Linked DNA regions of Homo sapiens: region 2 is linked to region 1. Evidence: chromatin contacts called from ENCODE Hi-C or POLR2A ChIA-PET data. All regions are on one chromosome and are shown on one strand. Each heading gives the region's core, a stretch centred on a gene start or an enhancer-like site at or near the end of the contact. The rest is flanking DNA. Distances are from core to core; before and after follow the strand shown.

Region 1 (4,570 bases), core at 319-2,818:
CACTTTAGAGAAACCTCATAGGCACAGAGTTTCCAAGATTAATTTTAAGAATATCTTCACGAACTTGACCCTCCTACTCCACATTGCAACATTTCCATCAGACAGCATTTCAATTCCAGTATTATGTATATTGCAAATTAAACATTTTAAAATATTTTTTTCCAATTTATTTCTCAAAATAAAATGTCTTTTGTTCTGGTTCTTTTTCTCTTCTATGTTTACGAAAAAGGCCTGAATTTATGAACTTTTATTCCACTTTAAAAAATGTGTATCAGCCGGGCGTGGTGGCTCACGCCTGTAATCCCAGCACTTTTGGAGGCTGAGGTGGGCGGATCACCTGAGGTCAGGAGTTTGAGACCAGCCTGGCCAACATGATAAAACCCTGTCTCTAAGAAAGATACAAAAAAATTACCCAGGCATGGTGGCGGGTGCCTGTAATCCCAGCTACTCGGGAGGCTGAGGCAAGAGAATCGCTTGAATCAGGGAGGTGGAGGTTGCAATGAGCCAAGATCATGCCACTGCACTCCAGCCTGGGCAACAACAGTGAAATTCCGTCTCAAAAAATAAAAGAAGATTCAGAAGAAAGTTTTTACTCATTAAGGTGTTAATATATTTTTTTTCCTGGTGAGCCCAAATGACAACCTTGCTAAGCAATGGCTTTCAATGAAAAGCCATTTTTTAAACCAAAATAATGGATCTTTAATGTTAGAATTAAAGAATTTGGTAAAAATATCAGTAGATATTGAATGCCCTCCTGGTATCCTGAATAGATAGCAGCCTCATCTACCTATTCATAAAGATTCACTTTTATTTTCCCTTCTCTAATTGAGTTGATTCTACTCTGAGGCTTTTTCCATATTCCATGCTTACGATTCAAGAAAATTCTACTTTCTCCTCAAATGAACACATTCTGGAAATTTGAGTGTGTCTTCTACTCACTAAATACAGTTCTATGCACACTCAGTATTGTTTTGACTCATGGCAGAGAGTGCAAACCGCAGCTGGTTTCCCAATTTCTGAGTCTTACTTTGATGACATATACAGCAGTATATGTTGCTAGACACAAGCTCCTCCCTTCTCTGCTTCAGGGTACTTGTGGCCAAAGTTAGATGTTTAACTAACCACTTTACACCTGGTGAGAAGGCACAAACAACCTCTAAGATCCCTCTTCCTTTTGTACTGAAGCAGCTGTAACACAATGAAGAAGGAAAACAATCCTAAAAGAAGTGGGAACAAAGATGGCACCAGACCAGGGGATAGCCAGATGAGAGAGTGACAACAGGCTGACACCAGGGTTGGGGAGCCAGGAAGCTAAAAGATGGAAACTGTCAAATTCCAAATTCAAAGGGAATTTGAGAAGTGGGGAAGGGGTCCTGGGGGATCTGGAAACTTAGGGTAAAACAGAAAGACATCAGGAGCACAGTGGAGGAGAGGCAGGACTGTCCTTGTAGCTTTGTCAGCTCAGGGAGGCCTTACTTAATAAAGCAATACTCTGATAAAAACGGAAGCCCTTGTATCTTTGAGCATTTTCACCAACCAAACATCAGGGAAAGTGACTTGTTAAGACTGCGGTAAGGAGAGGAACAGGTGGCCACAGTTTTGTTTTCTTTCTTTCTTTCTTTCTTTCTTTTTTTCTCTAAAAACCAGTCAAGCAGACCCAGAAGCAGCAGTCAGACGACAAATTCTGGGCAGAACCCAAGATGGAAAAAGCAAATGTTTATATAAATAGAGGTGCAGAGCCCACAGCTTCCTGTTGACAAATCGAACTTCACTTTACCTCAAACCCTCATTTTTTTTTAATAGCTGATAATGATTTGGTGTTATTTTTCAACTTGTCCAATCACTTAGAGTAAGGTTCTAGTTTATTCCTAACCCTTGGGTCTTGCAGTTCTTTTCTCTACCTCTGGTATTTTTCCCTTTCCTCTCCCTTTTCCTTTCTCCTGGGTACTTACCTGGCTATACATCTGTACTGTGTAGCTTTATGGAGTGTTTGGTTAAATTTATGTAACAATCCATAGGTATTCAAGATGATCTCATAAATTTGTGGGAGATCCACCTTGTCTTCCCTCCTCCACCAGACAAACAAACAAACAAAAACCCCAAACCAAACCAGAATAGATAAGTTTTGAGCAAGTATAAGGAAATTCATTTTATGGAAAATAATCTGTATTATATTGAAGAGATTGATGGGTGTTAAGGTATCAACTGCATCACTGTATACCATTTCCTAATATGTGGTTCTGTCCCAAATGATCAAAAACAAGGAGTTATAATGAAGGGTAATGAGAATTGTACAAAGAAACATTTCTTCCATTTGTATAAACCTCTATAAATCCATCTATTCTTGAAAATGGATGAGATTTTAGGGGAATGGGGAATGAAGTAGTAGTAACACAAATAAGCAGGCCAGGCGCGGTGGCTCACACCTGTAATCCCAGCACTTTGGGAAGGTGAGGCAGGCAGATCACCTGAGGTCAGAAGTTTGAAACCAGCCTGGCCAACATGGCGAAACCCCATCTCTACTAGAAACACAAAAATCAGCCGGACGTAGTAGCAGTAATTTCTCTCTTGTCATGTAGAAACTAAAAAAAATTATTACATCATTGATATATGGGATGTCTAGATCCCCAAATCAACATGGTTCTAGGTACAATAAAAGTGACACTTGGCCGGGCGCGGTGGCTCACGCTTGTAATCCCAGCACTTTGGGAGGCCGAGGCGGGTGGATCACGAGGTCAGGAGATCGAGACCACGGTGAAACCCCGTCTCTACTAAAATTAAAAAAAAATTAGCCCGGCGTGGTGGCGGGCGCCTGTAGTCCCAGCTACTCGGAGAGGCTGAGGCAGGAGAACGGCGTGAACCCGGGAGGCGGAGCTTGCAGTGAGCCGAGATGGCGCCACTGCATCCAGCCTGGGTGACAGAGCGAGACTCCGTCTCAAAAAAAAAAAAAAAAAAAAAAAAAGTGACACTTATCCTGTTCATTTTAATTTCAAATAATTGGTCTTTGTTTCAGTGCCAGTCCAGACTTGGCACTCACTAGTGGTATGATGCCAAGCAAGTAGCTTCTCAGCTGTAAATTGGTGGCAACATACCTGCCTTAGGGGTGGTTCTGTGAATTAACAAGATTATGTGTTCAAAGGTTTAGTAAGACTATTAATTAAGACTTATTAACTATTAAGTATTAGCTATTAACTATTAAGTATTATTAACTATTAACTATTAAGTAAGACTTATTAATTAATTAATAAGACTATAGGATTTTTTTTTTTCTACTTAAGCTGATTGGTTTCTGTTAAACTGTTCTTGAGTAGGTTGGCTTTTCCATTCTTTCCCTTGTAACGAAACAGATGAATCTTGCTGGCTAGCCAATGAGTAGGAAACTTGCAAAAAATGTGCAATACCAGAGATACTAGTTTCTCTACTGTTTAAAGTGTGTTTAAATGTACCTTTTTTTTTTCCTCATACAGATGGGGGTCTGGCTATGTTGCCCAGACTAGTCTTGAACTCCCAGCCTCAAGTGATTCTCCCACCTCGGCCTCCCAAAGTGTTGAGATCACAAGAATGAGCCGCTGTTCCTGGTCCTAATTTAAATGTAATTAAAATTTTTTTTTTGGCCAGACTCAGTAGCTCACATCTGTAATCCCAACGCTTTGGGAGACCAAGGCAGGAGTTCAAGACTAGCCTGAGAAACATAGCAAGACTGTCTCTACAGAAAATTAAAATACTAGCCAGGCATGGTAGCTGCCCCTGTAGTCCCAGCTACTGGGTATGCTGAGGCAGGAGGATTGCTTGAGCCCACGAGGCCGAGGTTACAGTGAGCTATGATGGTATCACTGTACAACAGCCTGGGTGACAGAGTGAGATCCTGTCTGTAAAACAATTTTTTAAAAGTAAAACTTTTTTAAAAGTGGAATTATTCCAAATGTGGTCTTTGGAACTCTAGGACAGCATTGTTATGGTTTGAATGTTTGTCCCCTCCCAAACTCATGTTGAGTTTTAATTGATGTGGGGTCTTTAAGAGGTGATTAGGGGTCGGGCATGCTATAATCCCAGCACTTTGGGAGGCCGAGGCAGGGGGATAATCTGAGGTCAGGAGTTCGAGACCAATCTGGCCAACATGGCGAAACCCTGTCTCTACTAAAAATACAAAAAATTAGCCAGGCGTAGGGGTGGGTGCCTATATTCCAGCTACTTGGGAGGCTGAGGCAGGAGAATCGCTTGAACCCAGGAGGTGGAGGCTGCAGTGAGTCACGATTGTGCCATTGCACTCCACCCTGGGCAACAAGAGCGAAACTCTATCTTAAAAAAAAGAAGAAGAAATGATTAGGGCCGGGAGCAGTGGCTCACATCTGTAATCTCGACACTTTGGGAGGCTGAGGCAGGAAGATCACTTGAGGTAAGGAGTTCAAGACCAGCCAACTCCAGCCAATATGGTGAAACCCCGTCTCTCCTGAAAATACAAAAATTAGCTAGGTGTGGTGGTGGATGCCTGTAATCCCAGCTACTCAGGAGGCTGAGCCATGAGAATTGCTTGAACCTGGGAGGCGGAGCTTGCAGTGAGCCGAGATCG
Region 2 (5,262 bases), core at 1,864-4,363, 1.1 Mb before region 1:
AAAAATTAGCCAGGCGTGGTGGCGGGCACCTGTAATCCCAGCTGCTCGGGAGGCTGAGGCAGGAGAATGGCGTGAACCTGGGAGGCGGAGCTTGCAGTGAGCTGAGATCGCGCCACTGCACTCCAGGCTGGGCGACAGAGGGAGACTCCGTCTAAACTATTAAAATATATATATATATATATATATATATCGCATATGAAAGAACTGTGTAAAAATAAACATTAGTGATTTTGAATTCATTAACTAAGTCTTTGCGCTGTACATAACAAGGACTCGTTGCCCTGATGCTGCAAAGCCAGTCCTTGATAACCCAACCTGGGGATGATATTGGTGAAAATGATGGAGTAGATCTGCTTTCACCTCTTCTATTCAGCATCATGCTGGAGTTTCTTGCCAAGGGAATAAAACAAGAATACGAAAGGAAGAAGTGAAACTGTCTTTATTTGCAGATAACATGATCTTGCATATCATGTCATCCTAAAACATTCACAACAGCAATAAAAATTAGAGGTAATAAACAAGTTCAGCAAGATTACAGGATAAAAATCAATATAAAATAGTAATAGTGCTTTTACAGACTAGCAATGAACAATCCAAAAATGAAATTTAGAAAAATCTTTGTTTACAATAACATCAAAAATAATAAAATAAAGAATAAGTTTAATAACAGAAGTGTAAGAGTTATTCTGTGAACAATGCAAACCATTTCTGAAATAGATTAAGGAATATCTAAATAAAGGAGAGATTCTGTATTTATGGATTGAAAAAATGAATATTACTCAGTTTGCACTATTCCCAAAATTGATCTGCTGAATCCCAGCTGCCTTTTTCATGGCAGAAATTGACATACTTACCCTAATTTTTTAACACTCTTTTAATACTCTACATGCTAGTAATTTTTTTACTTTTATATGACTAGATCATCAGTCATATTTTTCTTTTTTGAGACGGAGTCTTGCACTGTCTCCAGGGCTGGAGTGCAATGGCGCGACCTCAGCTCACTGCAACCTCTGCCTCCTAAGTTCAACCCATTCTTCTGCCTCAGCCTCCCAGGTAGCTGGGATTACAGGCGTACGCCACCACGCCCGACTAATTTTTTATATTTTTAGCAGATATGGGATTTCACTATGTTGGCCAGGCTGGTCTCGAGCTCCTGACTTCATGATCCGCCCGTCTCGGCCTCCCAAAGTGCTGGGATTACAGGCATGAGCCAGGGCACCCGGCCCATCAGTCATATTTTTCATATGAATAAAAGTCTACTTTTTAGTGAAAAATGATTATTCTCATTCTGGAAAACTGTTATAGCCTAATTATAACATTCAGCATAGCATAACTGATTTGGTAATTCAACACATAATTACTGAGCGGCTGTTATGTTTCACACAAAACTAAGTGATGAAAATAAAAATAATAAAATGTGAGTCTTACCCTCAAAATCTAGACAGCATAGTTGAATTATGGCATGGACTTAGAACTCAGTTATCACTCTTAAAATGTACTGGTTATGCCTTTGGGAGGCTGAGGCGGGCAGATCACGAGGTCAGGAGATCGAGACCACCGTGAAACTCGTCTCTACTAAAAATACAAAATATTAGCCGGGCGTGGTGGCGGGCGCCTGTAGTCCCAGCTACTCGGGAGGCTGAGGCAGGAGAATGGCATGAACCCGGGAGGCAGAGCTTGCAGTGAGCCGAGATCGCGCCACTGCACTCCAGCCTGGGTGACAGAGTGAGACTCCGTCTCAAAAAAAAAAAAATTATTGGTTATGCAACCACCTGCAGATAATAAAACCTCTAAAAGTCAGTTTTTCATGTATGTAGTAGGTATTGTCTAGTCACATACAAACAGTTGGAACAGCCCAGAAAAGGGAGAGAGTGTCATGCAGTCTTAAGAGACAGAGGTCGGTGCTCAAGCCTCATCCAGGGTCAGAAGTTGGTCTTTATAGGAGGGATCCCTAAATGCCACAAAGCCAGGATCTGTTCTCTAGTTATTTAATTAACCTAAGTTAAATTTCTTGGATGAGGGGTAGGGATGGGGTGACTGCAGTTTAGATTAATTCTGCAGAATGCACTTGAGTGGGTATTGAAAAAACCAGTTTTTCCATATGCAGATTTCCAGTTAATCTACTAGTCATAAGCTAATGGATCCTGCCATTTTTCATATCTGACATTTCTATGTCCTATGACGGTTTCACAGGTAGCTAGGCTCTCCTCCATTATTTCCCTCTGTATGGTGTTGGCTGCATTTTTCTCTGATTTTACTTCTTCATCAATGATCACATCTCCATCTACTCTCCATTTTCCAGGAATTAGTTGAAATTTTTCATCAACTAATAGGACCCTGAGCCTTTGTGTTATTGTTTTAGACTAACAAATTTTTATTCACTTAATTCAATTTTAGTGGAATTTTAGAAGAAATAGGAGATAAAATCTATGTTTGCTATGTTGTATTCGATAGTAAATTTCTGAACACCTCATTTTAAAATTAGATTTTTTTCTTTTATGTCATTACCTTGAATTATTTTAACAGAGTTATTTCTGTTTCTTAAATATATATTTTTTAGTTCAGAAGTCCTCTGCATAATTCATGTTTTACCTCAGTTTAATGTTAATATTATAAAGCATACAGGAAAGCAAATAGCTTTCAGAATTTTTAAGGTATTATCTAGACAATACAATGCATTTAGAGAGGAGGATAAAAGACATAGGGCCCCTTTCTGTAACTTTCGTAATAAAATCCCTTCTTTTTCTTGTTCTGTTTCCCAAATAGCTATCCTACTTTGGAGAAGATGCTGGAAATTCAGAGTTTCCGCCAGAGAATATATGCCTGAACTAAAAGAGGAAGTGGTCTATAGGAGAAAATGGTGAGATATCTTCTGTGGTATTAATAAAAGTTAAAAGCATTTCAAGTTTAGGCAGAAAACTAACTGAAAAACGAGAACCTACTGTATGGTTAGTAATTTCTTCCATGTCATACAAGTATTCGAGAAATCTGCTACCTTGATTAGTAAGACTGAACACATTGGTTTTGTCATTTATTCATGGAGGAAGTCCACCACCCACTTGGGGAGCAGAAGGAAATTTGCCATCTCAATTTACTTATCAGAAGTTTCTTTGCAGAAATATGATTGTCCCTTCAGTGGGACATCATTTGTGGTCTTCTCTCTCTTTTTGATCTGTGCAATGGCTGGAGATGTAGTCTACGCTGACATCAAAACTGTTCGGACTTCCCCGTTAGAACTCGCGTTTCCACTTCAGAGATCTGGTAAGCTGGATTTAGGGTGCCTTTGAGAATTAAGATTTTACTAGTTATCTCCTTTATTTCTTTCTTATGTATCTAATTGCCAAACTGAAAAGAGGAGATTGGATTCAAAGCAAAATTCATTGAATGCTAAGAATAAGAGCGAATGTTTTTAATGAAGCAAAATGTCTGTTCATAAAATAAATTGCCACTTTGGTTTTAATATGTAGAACTTTGCTTCTGTTTTCATAGCCTTTCTATTTCTTGATTTCTCGTGATGAATGTTTATATTCACACAGCAACTTCTAGCGGGATCACGCCTTTCTGCTCCACAGCTTTGCTCACTCTCAATCAAATCTGACCTTTTAACATAATGTGATAAATTCATCTCCACTGGGAAAAATACCTGTGGCAATTTACTCATATTGTTATTTATTCTTTTACAATATCAATAGGATAAAAATGTAAACTTAAGAAAACATGAAACGTTAGATTTAATTTTATAAAGTCTAGAATTAATGACTAGGTAATTGAATATTTCTGGAATCAGAGGCGATAAGCATATGCCTAAACTTAACATGGTGCCTTCATCACCAAACCCCCTCAAAAATTATAGATTTTCATAGCCAGTGTCTTTTCTATTCTTTGAAGTATTAAGGAAATTTCTCTGTCTTGTTACATTTCCATTCTCTGCTCTAGGGTAAGAATTTTTGTAGCATAGAGTTTATGTAGGTGTTTTAAATAATTTAAAGTTCCTCCTTTGTATTTGCCCTTGTGGAATGAATCTGCTACTTTGTTCGTATTTCCAAGGAATGTATTTCTTCTTTATATTTTCAAAAGTTTATAGTTATCAAAGGAATCTAGTGTGTGTCCTTTTCTGGTTGTAAAAGCATCTTGTTTCTTATTTTAAACCTTACCTCTCTATTTTACCCAGCAGAGGCTAACTTGCTTTCTTTTCTTCCAGCTTAGGCACTTTCACTTCCTATGAAATAGTGAAACATAATTTGAAAAATAACATGGACTAGAACTGCACTGTCATTCCCCTATGCTTCAAAAATGTCCTGTAGTTAGTTTCTTTTTCTAGAGGTTATTTTACTCAGTTTAAGCAACAAAACCAATATTTTTGATTCCGCATTCCAGGGTTTAATTGCCTTTCTGTCTATGGTTTGAACTTTTATAAATAAAACCTTATTCTTTTCCCAGTTTAGGGATGTGGGGCAACATCTTTTAATGTGATCTAGTTCAATCTTAGAATGCTAAAAATGAGAAAACGAACTATATGAAGATTAAATTACCTACCTATAGTCATGCTTATGACCAGAAGTCAAATATCATATTGTTCTTGTGCTGTATACGTGTGGTGTTAGATAAACGCAACTTTTGTTCTCATGCGTCACTTCGCCATCAAGCGAAAGAGCTGTTGGATAGATTAGATTTTTGTTGTCTTACATACAGAGTCCTACACAATTGTTCCTGATCTCTTCTAACCTCATACCTTTCACTGATTTTGCTCTGGCTATTGGCCTTTTCTTTTCTCCTAAAGGTTGTCATATTCCTTACCATTTCAGAGCCTCATAAAATGCTGAATCTTTCTACATAATCTATTAATCTTTGTGTTTCTAGCACCTCACACCGTACTAAATATAGAGCAGGAAATTAATAGATGCTTGATAAGTAAAATAATTTATAAATGGCTGAATAAATAAATGAATCGCATTAGACGATGAATGTATATATGTATGCTCATTGGTTCTCCAAGATGTAAAGCATAAAGGAATGTCATCAGGAAGCTTAGCAGGACATCAGTGAGAGTGTGTGTTTGAACTGAGAATATCCCAGAAATTTATGCTTTGCTTAAATCTTACTTAGGAGGCCTAAAAGAATGATCAATATCTTTTATGTTAGTCTTTTTATGAAATCTGAAATTTTATTCTACTAAACTTAGGGATCCATAATTTCAGTTCGTCATATTAGTAACATGTGTAGTGGCCAGGCACAATGGCTGACGCCTGTAATCCCAACACT

The links. A loop is a pair of places that touch in the nucleus more often than their neighbours do. ChIA-PET counts read pairs that join two places held with the same protein, here RNA polymerase II (POLR2A). Pooled maps may share reads with other maps.
Region 2: a map with no recorded cell type shows a loop between it and region 1 (7-fold over the local background). The contact joins the promoter of CLECL1 here to the enhancer-like site in region 1. A Hi-C loop is called at or near these places in 7 of 37 single-sample maps with no recorded cell type and 6 of 50 pooled maps. POLR2A ChIA-PET finds 5 or more read pairs at or near these places in 1 of 52 experiments (A673).

The regions. Positions count from the first base shown.
Region 1 is chr12:8,641,574-8,646,143 of GRCh38, reverse strand. It overlaps MFAP5 (microfibril associated protein 5), which reads left to right. Exons shown (of 10, transcript NM_003480.4): 10 at 1-201. Among named protein-coding and RNA genes, the nearest start is that of MFAP5, 19 kb to the left of the region's middle. RefSeq lists enhancers at 1,202-1,261, 903-1,425. Within about 2 kb of position 1,568, at least 6 of the 41 ENCODE cell types and tissues checked have a DNase peak (open chromatin) inside an H3K27ac peak, as active enhancers do.
Region 2 is chr12:9,730,948-9,736,209 of GRCh38, reverse strand. It overlaps CLECL1 (C-type lectin like 1), which reads left to right and starts at 3,113. Exons shown (of 2, transcript NM_001441815.1): 1 at 3,113-3,261. The coding sequence starts at 3,180.